Linked DNA regions of Homo sapiens: region 2 is linked to region 1. The links are chromatin contacts, found by Hi-C or POLR2A ChIA-PET in ENCODE. All regions are on one chromosome and are shown on one strand. The core of a region is the stretch at or near the end of the contact, and the rest is flanking DNA. Distances in the headings are between cores, read along the strand shown.

What was found. Hi-C counts contacts between places; a loop is a spot of excess contacts on that map. ChIA-PET counts read pairs that join two places held with the same protein, here RNA polymerase II (POLR2A). Pooled maps may share reads with other maps.
Region 2: a map of naive thymus-derived CD4-positive, alpha-beta T cell shows a loop between it and region 1 (1.8-fold over the local background). The contact joins two enhancer-like sites. A Hi-C loop is called at or near these places in 3 of 168 maps with a recorded cell type or tissue (CD4-positive, alpha-beta memory T cell, OCI-LY7 and naive thymus-derived CD4-positive, alpha-beta T cell), 2 of 37 single-sample maps with no recorded cell type and 6 of 50 pooled maps. POLR2A ChIA-PET finds 5 or more read pairs at or near these places in 1 of 52 experiments (OCI-LY7).

The regions. Positions count from the first base shown.
Region 1 is chr5:173,915,644-173,921,000 of GRCh38, reverse strand. The region is part of intron 2 of CPEB4 (cytoplasmic polyadenylation element binding protein 4); the gene reads right to left. Among named protein-coding and RNA genes, the nearest start is that of CPEB4, 30 kb to the right of the region's middle. RefSeq lists an enhancer at 2,739-2,998. Within about 2 kb of position 3,065, at least 39 of the 41 ENCODE cell types and tissues checked have a DNase peak (open chromatin) inside an H3K27ac peak, as active enhancers do; they include OCI-LY7, where a contact is called at or near this core.
Region 2 is chr5:173,705,338-173,710,694 of GRCh38, reverse strand. It overlaps LINC01484 (long intergenic non-protein coding RNA 1484), which reads left to right. Exons shown (of 3, transcript NR_108027.1): 3 at 2,820-3,096. LOC107984118 (a long non-coding RNA gene) reads left to right here. Exons shown (of 2, transcript XR_007059059.1): 2 at 427-2,622. LINC01942 (long intergenic non-protein coding RNA 1942) reads right to left here. Exons shown (of 3, transcript NR_146727.1): 3 at 4,846-5,105. Among named protein-coding and RNA genes, the nearest start is that of LINC01942, 19 kb to the right of the region's middle. RefSeq lists an enhancer at 2,970-3,470. Within about 2 kb of position 3,153, at least 11 of the 41 ENCODE cell types and tissues checked have a DNase peak (open chromatin) inside an H3K27ac peak, as active enhancers do; they include OCI-LY7, where a contact is called at or near this core.

The DNA of each region.
Region 1 (5,357 bases), core at 1,816-4,315:
CCCATGGTTCACAAATGGAGAACAAAAACATTTCACGAGGCCAAGTTTAAACAACTGTTTTCTAAACATAATATTTTTAGGCCTATCTCAAAAAGAAAAGATGTAGTTTAGACCCAAAGCCTTCACTCAACCGACTAAATCTGATCTCTGATTATAGCCCTTATACAAACTACTCCATATGAAATACTGCCACACCCAGAATCACATGATATTCATGGGCTACTTTCAGTCATTACACCATAAAAACCTTCAGTTTTAAAATATAAAACTGTACCTCCAGTTTTGTAATGTAAGACTGAATTGCTGATGGTAATGTAAAGATCATTAAGTTCAACCCCTCCGTTTACAGGTGAGGAAATTGAGGTCTAGAGAGAAGTGACCAATCTAAGGCACTACTAGTGGCCAAACCAGGTTTGAACACAACCCTGAACACTTCTCCTTTTATTTCGTAACATTTGGAAAAGTCTGTTATATGCTAACAACTTCCGATCATTACAATAAAGAAATCAGGCAGCTGGTTTAAATACCTCTATTTAGTCAACCATGCCAGACATTTATTATTTGGAATATTATAGCCAGCAGAAGTTAGATTTTTAAAAGTTATTTATATTTCAATTAATCAGGGCTGCTCTTCAGAATTAAGACTTGCTCTTTATTGTTGGTTTCTCAAGCACTAAAAGGGGGCTCTAATTGGTTGATTCCTCCTTCTCTTTTCCAATACACAGCAACTGGCATCAACCCAACTGGATTCCAAAGAGATTATGGAAGTGCTTTCCCTTCAGAGTTCCACTAATGTTCTTAATTGACTGGTTACCAGGTAATACCCAGAATAAAACAAAGCCTTGCTTTTAGAACTGAGTGCAGTGGTGTAGGACTGAATTCAGAATCAGTCAATTAGATAAAATAATGAAGCCCAGAGGCAGCCTGACCATCTCAATGTCTGATTTGAAAAGTAGTGACTAGTTTAAACCTTCTTAAAAAGTATTCCTTTTACAAATTGTATGGCTAATTGTACAGGGCTAAGCAAGAACAATTTCAGAGAATTTTCTCTCTCCTCCTTTTTAGTTTTGGTAGTAAGGATAATGGTAATGTGAGGGGGAAAAACAAGAAATTCACAATCCAGGCACATACAGTTGATAAATGAATCAACTGCATACAACATTCAGGTAGAAAGTCCATGCAGGAGTTTTGGGAAGTAATAATTCTGTGGCACAATTGTGAACTGTTCCCTCGTTCCTGTTGCTAAACTAAATGCAGAGAATCTTGGATATTTTTATGACAACTATGAATCAGGTGGCATTTCTTCCCCTCCCCCAAAGTCAGCAAATAACATCGTCATGGATTATATAACAAGATCAAGGAAAGCCTTAAGACCTTCATAGACAACAAAGGGCTTTTTTATTAAGCAGATATTTGGGCTGTTTTTGTAGCTGCCAGGAAATGAGACAGCAAGAGTCACCTCTATAGAATTTTATTATAGAAGGAAAACAGAAAAACCAAGTGACACTATTAAAGGTGCACAATACACTCTATTAATTTAGATGTGGCACATGAATGACATGTATCCCCATAAATATTGTGGGGCCCCTTCTCTTTTTTACAGTAGGAAGGTCCCTAATATTTATCATTGACAAACTGTGGACAAAGTCTGAAAATCTTACTACTTAATTGTCATTCTGATTTCATTTCTGAGTGGAGATTACTATTTTTGCCTGTCCAGATGGTAAAACATAAGCTTAAATTGTACACAAAACTTAATATGACAAAGCAAAACATTAAAGAAAAGTACTTGTTAATTTGTTACCTGATTGTTGCTTGTTTTCTTATTTATCTCTAAGTTTTTATCTACCACACATAGTTAAATCCCTGCCCTGAATGTATGTCAAACAATATTAAGTCATAATAACCATATTATAAGGGAACTTTACTACAACTGAAAAGAAAAAATTATGTATTAAAAAAATCTTTTAAATGTATGTTTAACCTTCTAATAACATTAAAAGTTTACTATTATAATACTTCCCCCATCTACTCGCCCACCGTTACCCTCACCTCTCACTCAGGTAACAAAGAATAAAACGATAACCGATTTTCATGGCCTCAAAATAGGATTCCTTGTGTTCAATGTTCAGGATTAAGATAAAGGGGCTGCTTAAGTAATTACGGACCCACATCATGGATGACATAAGACAAATTCCCCCTTTGTGGCAACTGCTTATTTGATTTTCAGACCAAATAAAAACAAGGGTTAAATATTCAATCACGAATGTGTGGCAGGTAGAGGGCAGAGGATCACTATTTTCGATTGACTAGTATGTGTTATGTAAGTAAACGGGGCAGATGAGGATCTGGCCCATGCACAAGATGCATTTAGTTTGAACTGAGTTGGTTTCCATTCAGAGGCTAGAGGGAGAAAGGCTTCAGTCCGATCCTATGACGATGTCGGCATTCACATACATCACATGATTTTCTTTCCTAGGCATTTCCCCTTACCCTCCCCGCCTTATAAAAACCCAAAGACAAAAACAACAGCAACCCCAAATCTGAAAGGGGGTAATCGCACTGCTCAAAATCCACACCTTTGTAAGCTCAACCTACACAGTACAGTGAGGAATCCAACAAATCCGGATCAAAAGTAAATCAGAAAGCAGGCAGTTGTTCAAAATTAAGAATAGGCCCTTCACTTTTCATACAAAAAAATCATGCCACACAATTTCGCCCTCTTCTTCCTCACAATAGAAGTTACCTCAACACAGAAGCCCAGGTCCCATCCTACAGCACAGCTAAGCCAAGGCAAGAGAAAGACTGTTTAGGATGTTCCATTTCCGCAGTCAAGAGAGGGAGAGTACAGGAGGAGAAGAAACACGCTTCATTCCTACATAGCCACACACACATTTAATTGTAGCCCAGTTTAAATTATACTCTTTGCTATTTAACGTCCTCCATTACTTATGAGGCTTTGAGAATTAAGGCAACTTTCTAATTCTTAGGAGACTTAAGTCACTCCCCTGTTACGCTACTTTGAATTACTTGGTATCATCCAAACCGAGCAAGAAAGAGCCAGCCTAGTTCAGGAAGGCTTCAGCCAGACACGCAGGCAGCTGCCGGCCGACTCTGAGTCTTAAAGACTTAATGATATTTAAAGATCCCTCAATTCGCCAGACACATTTGATACCACACACTAATAATTTACTTGGAAGGAGAAATTTGATTATAAATCCGAGTAAAATTAACTGGTTTGCGTTATCCATTTCTTCTTCTTTTTTATTTCTTTGAGATGGAGTTTCAGTCTTGTCGCCCAGGCTGGAGTGCAATGGCTTGATCTTGGCTCACTGCAACCTCCGCCTGCCAGGTTCAAGCGGTTCTCCTGCCTCAGCCTCCCAAGTAGCTGGGATTACAGGCGCCCGCTACCGCGCCCTGCTAATTTTTACATTTTTAGTAGAGACGGGTTTCACCATGTTGGCCAGGCTGGTCTTGAACTCCTGGTGATCCACCCACCTTGGCCTCCCAAAGCCCTGGGATTACAGGCGTGAGCCACCACGCCCAGCCTATCCACTTCTTCTTTATGGTACTTTGAATCTGCCCCATTAAATGTCCCTTAAAGGAAAATGTCCATCTAATCCTTTAAAAAGGTTGGAGGTTAGGGTACCAGTAATCTGTTCTTATTTTGCCACAGGCAAACCAATTTAAATAGAAAAAGGTTAAATACTGTAAGAAATTATATACTCTCCCCACCATTCCTACCTGAAATAAATCATTCTAATATTAAAGCAACAGAACCTATTTTAGTAGGACTTCCTTTCATTTTGAAAAAAAATTATTTATTCCCAAATTACTTCAAATTTATAACATATGAAATAAATAAGTGACAAAATTTAGCAACTCTCATAGCAGGTTTCCAGAGCTATTTCAGCCTGCACAGAGTCAGTATCTGTATAAAATACTTGTTCTAATGCCTCTCTACCAGTATACAACATGTGTTCTCTAAGTCAACTAAGTGACTGCAATTTGGAATATAGGAATATTAGTAAAATGGTGTATCGAAAGAAAAGTTAAGGTTTCCTATTATTTATTACATATTTTTAAGTAGCACTAAATTCTATCCCAACTGTAAAGATACAGAATTTAAATAATCCCCACAGCCACTCTCTTACAATGATATAAAAAAAACTTTTATAAAACTGATGAAACAAGCTTTGTGTACTAAACTTTCAACTTGAGTTTCATGATTTTCTTCTAGAAAGGTTATTATAAATTCTTTTGCTTAGCAACAAAGAAAAGAAGCACAGATGGAATCATCACTTGCCCACTCATTTAAGCATTTGTTTCAAACAAATTTACAGCAATGAAAAATAGTCAGGGAAGGGTCTCTAAATTTAACACGTAGATAAAGCAAGAAAAAATATGAAAGTGTTTTAAAATGCAAGGTCACAACACCTTTGGCAGTCAGGAATTAAATACATAGCATTTTTGGAGTAGATCCATAGCTCTTAAAATAAAGCGATGCATGAAACACGTGAGGCAGTGATGTATAACATGCTTCCACTACTTCCTCTACATATGCAATAGGTTTCCTGGGCACCATGGGGATATGTAAAAGACTGGCACTTTAAACAACTTGCATTTCTGAATGCAATCATTATTGCTTACATTCAAATTAAGTACTTGAAATGCCTGAAACTCAGAGGAATTGTGGTGGATATGTTGAGCCTTTCTTTCAAAAATCTGAAAGCAACATATATTCTACAACAATATGAAGAGAAAAAGACTCCATTTTCACACTATTCAAAGGAATAATATGATATCTAAGTCATAATTTCATATCTGAAGAACAACTATAATGTTTTGACAGTCTGTAGATTGCCTTTGTTCTCTCAATAATTTTGCTGTCTCATTTTGGCTTTCTAGTGAAATGAAGCAAATTGAATATTATATTGTTTTCATATATTGAATTTAAAATACTCAACCACTATCATGAAACTGTGGATTGTTATATTCTGTCTGACGTCTAATTTTTAAGCACTATTTTTGTCTCTTTATTCCCTTCACATACAGAAAAGAAAAAAAGGCTCCCTAATTTTCAGAGGTCTCTCTATACACTGAATATAATACTAACTCATGAATCTTTATTTCACTGTGTCCAACCTATGCTTCAGAAGGCTGAAAACAGATGTACTCGCATGTGGTTTTAATCTATTTCATGCTGCTCCATTTCTAAGTAACAAGTACCAATTTCATAAGCGAGAAAAAACATGCATAACAATAAGATACAATATTCCCCAAATAATCATCTAGGCATCTACAGCAATAAAATAGTTTTCTGTCCAGGTGAAGAAAAACTTGATAAGCCTAATAAT
Region 2 (5,357 bases), core at 1,904-4,403, 210 kb after region 1:
GGATGAGGCGGGTGGATCACATGAGATCAGGAGTTTGAGACCATCCTGGCCAACATGACAAAACCGTCTCCTCTAAAAATACCAAAATTAGCTGGGACTGGTGGCACGTTCCTTTAATCCCAGCTACTCGGGAGGTTGAGGCAGGAGAATTGCTTGAACCCAGGAGGCAGAGGTTGTAGTGAGCCAAGATCGTGCCACTGCACTCCAGCCTTGGTGACAGAGCAAGACTCTGTCTCAAAAAACAAACAAACACACAAAAACAAAAAAACAGAAAAAAACAGACTTGGAGACTGAGGCTCTGAGATGTGAAGTCACTTGCAGACAGGTCAGACAGCCAGGTCAGGTCAGACAGCCAGAAGCTGGGGAAGGCAGCGCTGGAGCTAGGTCTGTGTGACACCTCCTCCATCTATCCTGCCCCCTCTCTAGCATTTTAGGACCCAAAGGGACCTAAGAGAGTGCTCAGACAGCTGGCTGCGTTAGGAGCTACCTGTGGCTGCTGAAGAAGAGTTTGCGTCAATTTAAAGAAAGAGCCATTCAAGGAATGAGGACCATGACCTTGGCTGCACTGACCAGCTGGGCTCTGGAGACTCAGTGAGGCTGCCCAGCCACCAACAGGCCCTGCACAATAGATCCACGGACCCAGCAGTCAGAGGTGACCCTAGGGGTCACTGGCCCGTGGCTAAGGAGGAGGAGCACAGACCTGCGACCCCCTTTTCCCATGGACCACCCAGGGAGGCTGAGCGGGGACTCTGAGCTCAGATGGACAACCTCAGAGCCACTGGGAATTTGCCTGAGGCCACTGGGGCCAGGGTTAAATCCATATGAAGCAGCGCGGGCTGTGCACCTGCCATTTTCTAGGCTCTGTCACATGCATCTTTCTGCCAAATCTCATGGTGATCCTTCAAGAATAGTACTATTAATCTCCCCATTGACAGAGGGAGAAAGGGAGGCTCAGAGACGTTAAGTGTCTCACCAAAGCTCACACAGCTTCCAAGCAATAGAACTTTACTCAGTACTCAGTACAGGTTAACATTTATTCATTCACTCGATAACCATTTGCAGCACAGCTACCATATGCCAGGCAGTGTTCTAGGCACTTAGAATACATAGATGAGCAAAACAGGCAAAACCTTTCCCTCAGGGCGTTACCATTTGAGTGCCACCATGCCACGGCTGGTACAGTTGCTATTGAGACAAACAAAATAAGACCCAGTTTTTGCCTTTGGGGAGTAGGTAGTCTAGTGGAGGAGGCACATACACAGAAAATTCCAAAGTACTGTGGAAATCTCAGGGTACTTTGATAGGGATTACCAGAGGAGCTGTGAGAATAAAGGCTGGATATCAGGGAAGGCTTCCTGGAAGAGGTGTTGCCTGAAATGAGCCTGGAAGGATCACTTAGGGACAGAAAAGTCATTCCGTGTAGAATTCATGGTGAGTGACAGAGCCTAAACCCAGTCTCTTTTGCATGCTGAGCACTGAGACCCAGACGCTGGTGCTCAGACCTGATGACTTATTTTCCCAGGTACAGCTTGAGCAAAGACACAGAAGCAGAAGGCAGGTTTTTGGTTCCATGAACTCTACATCTGGCTACATACAAATGGTGAAGAGGAACAGGGAGAAACATGGTTGAAAAGAACAGGCTTGGACTTCAGGAAGCAGTAAAATGAGCGAATGCCATTTATGGTTACAAAGATAACTCAGCTGGGGGCCAAACAGAGACTGAAATGGAGTGGGTGAGGATGGAGGCCGGGAGGAGATGGCTGCAGAGGTCCCAGCAATGACAGTGGTTGTGGGAAGGGGCAACCCCAAGTCTTGTGCTCCCAACTGCAAATCCAGTGCTTTTTCTAAAAAAATATTTAAATAATTTATTTATTTTTGAGATGGAGTCTCGCTCTGTCACCCAGGCTGGAGTGCAGTGACACAATGTCGGCTCGTGCAACCTCTGCCCCCCGGGTTCAAGCGATTCTCCTGCCTCAGCCTCCCAAGTAGCTGGGATTACAGACGCACGCCTCCACGCCTGGCTAATTTTTTATATTTTTGGTAGAGATGGGGTTTCACCATGTTGCCCAGGCTGGTCTCGAACTCCTGACTTCAAGTGATCCACCCACCTCGGCCTCCCAAAGTACTAGGATGACAGGCGTGAGCCACTGTGCCCAGCCTTATTTTTTTTTTTAATTTATATTTTCAGAGGCAAACGATCCTTGCTCATTAAAAAAAGGAAATAGAAATTCAAAACAAAAATGCCTGTATCTGATGGGAAAGATGAGCCCAATGTTCTTTTTTAAAAAACCTTTATTATGAAATATTTCAACTGAACATATGCAGTTTATATTGTTATAAAGCATAACAAGCAATCAAACAGCTGTGAACCCACCACTCCATGTCAGAACTAGAACTTCCCAAAGCAGTCGGAGCTGAGGTGAGATCCACTCTGATGCCCTTCCCCAACTCCACGCCACCCCCCAAGACCTGACCACCTGATTACTCTGGGATTTCATTTTTGTCTCGTTCCCTTGCTTTGCTTTATGTCTTTACCAAATGTGAATGTGTGCCTAAACAATACAGTGCTCGATTTGCTTGTGTTTAAGCTTTATTACAAATATAACTTTGATCCTTCTGCTACTTGCAATTCTAAATTTGATATTACGAGTCTCAGCCTCATCGGCGTTGATGCGTGTGACCGACATTGATTCACTCTCACCAGTACGTGGTGTGTTCCGTTGCATGCATGCACCCCTGCTGGGGTATCCATTCTCCTGTTGGTGGACCTTTGGGTGGTATTAGTTGCTGGTCATCTCCATGGTGCTGTCCTCTTGCAGGTCTCCAGGACACATGTGCATGAGTTCCTCTAGGAAACCACGGTGTACAACTGCTGGGTTGCAGGCCCAGGGTTCTTTCCACTTCTCTATCCTCCCAAGTAGGGTCCAGCTGGCCTTAGTGCTGCCATGCTGAGAGCTCTGGGAGGGGCAACCCAGGGCAGACAGGCCCAGGCCAGCCACCCTGCCCCAGGCATTTCCCAGGACTCATCAGGCACCCAGCGGCCCCTCAGCAGTGAGCAATACCAGAAATCTGCCAGCTGGCTACTAACTGGGTCACAAGAGAGTACTGCTGTCTCACTCAGGGTGCGTTCCATTTCCTTCAGCACTTGCGCCAAGTAAGGCTGTGTTCACAGGCCACAAGACCCAAGGGAGATGGAAATCAGCTCACAGATGCTGAGCTGACTGCACACCAGGCAGTGTGCAAAGCACCTTACACATATAACTCACTTAATCCTCATCCCTGACTGCACGAGGTGGGCACTATTATTAACCCCACTTTACAGATAAGAAACTGAGGCGCAGGAAGTTGAAAATTTTGCCCAGACCAACACGTACAACTTCAAATCCAGACAGCCTGGCCGCTCTGCTCCTACTACTCTGCTACCCCATCTCTCAAGAGGGGAAAAGGACTAGCTCCTTGCCCAATCCTGAGGTTGTCAGCATTCTTTTACTGGCAAGGAAAACAAATGGAACTTCAATGAATATATGTAGAAAGAAAGACTTATTAGCTGACAAAAATCAATAGAGAAAAGACAGGTTAGAAGCAGATCTCAGGGCCCACTGGGTCCAGGGAGGCGAAAGCGCCCCTCCTTCTCCGTCTTCCTCCTCCACGTCTCTCTTTGTGCTGTTTTCATTCTTTCCTATTGCAAAAGGGCCTCCTCCCCTGGGCAGGTAGGTGGCTGCCTGCAACTCTCACCTCACCTTCTCACAGATCTGCCTATTTCTATTTTAAAATACAAACAAACCAAAAGCCAGAGAAGGTTCCTGACAGGCCCAGGAAAGGATGTGATTAGCTTAGTCTGGGCCACCTGCCCATTTTTTATGGACTAAATGTTTGTGTGTCTCCAAATTGGTATGTGGAAGCCCTACCCCCAGTGTGACAGTATTAGGAAGTGGGGCCTCTGAAAGGTCATTAGGTTTCAATGAGGTCATGAGGGTGGGGGGATCCATGATGGAATTAGTGCCGTTATAAGAAAAGGAAGAGACACCAGAGTTTTCTCTCCACCATGTGAGGTTACAGCAAGAAGGCAGCTGTCTGCAAGCCTGAAGAGAGCCCTTACCAGGAGCCAAATCTGCCAGCACCCTGATCTTGGACTTCCAGAACTGTGAGAAATAAATTCCTGTTCCTGAAGCCACTCAGTCCGTGGGATTCTATTAGCAGTCGGGACTGACTTGGACACTGTTCCTGGAGCAACGCTAGTGGCCTGGGGAAGCTGGGCCCTGGGACTGGTGCAGGGAGGGCCACAGTCCCAGCCTATAGCAGCTGAAGCTGCATTTGTCCCCAGGAAGAGGACATCACAGACACAACCCCAGAGGCAGTGGGAGGGGGCATGATTGATTGGGAGCAAGGCAACAGTCTAACAGGGCCCATCTGTGCCCAGGAGTGGGAGAAGCTCCTGGCCATGAAGAGAGCCCTCACCAGAGGCCAAACCTACTAGGACCTTGATCTTGGACTTCCAGCCTCCTCCCTGGAAACACGTGACAGCACATATGGGTGGTCTCCCTTCTTGAGCGAGGCCTGAGTCTTCACCCAGGATCCAACTAGACTGAAAAGAACTGTCTCCCTAACAGCACTCCATCAGCATTCAGAGAAAAGAGATTTCCACCTGGTGTTTTTAACCAACACAACCTCCTTCTACACCCTAACCCATAGAGGGCCCTGGGACCAGTATAAGAAGTGTGGGTGTTAAGCTGGGACTGCTAGAAGGAGCAGCAGCCCCATGGGAGCAGGGCAGGAGGGTCCCCTCTTGACCTGCTGACTGCAAACACTGCAGCCGGAGAGACACTCACTCAGGCCACGGTGGGGAGGCCCAGGGGAGGCACGTGTCCTCATTCTGCTAAGGCGATAGGGCTCGGGCACAGGACAGGCGATTTGACATCAGAAAATCCTGCAGGGGCTGGCCTGGCCTCTAGATGCACGTCCTCCCCTTCAGACCCACCCCACACTCACCCAGCCCTGGGCTCCGGCCACTCCATGGAGCCCGTGGCAAAGGCCTGATGTGTCCTCAGTGAATCCAGGTCAGAGAGCGGTCGAGCAGCAACTTGGGGAGCCAAGTGGATGAAAATCTGGACAAGAGAACAAAGCCAACCTGTTGGCCAAGGAAACTCAATCCGATTATACCCCAGAGCCCCCCGTGGCTGGGAGCAGCCGTGTGACAGAGAAGAAAGGGTGCTTTCATGGGCCCGGCCCTGCCTGCTGGCAAATGGGCCCCACGAGTGCCCTGCCCCTTCTCCAGCGGCCCCACGGGATTGTCTGGGTGTGGGGAAGGAACCCCTCCATTGAGTCTCAGAGGAGACAGGATGGGGGAGACCGGCATC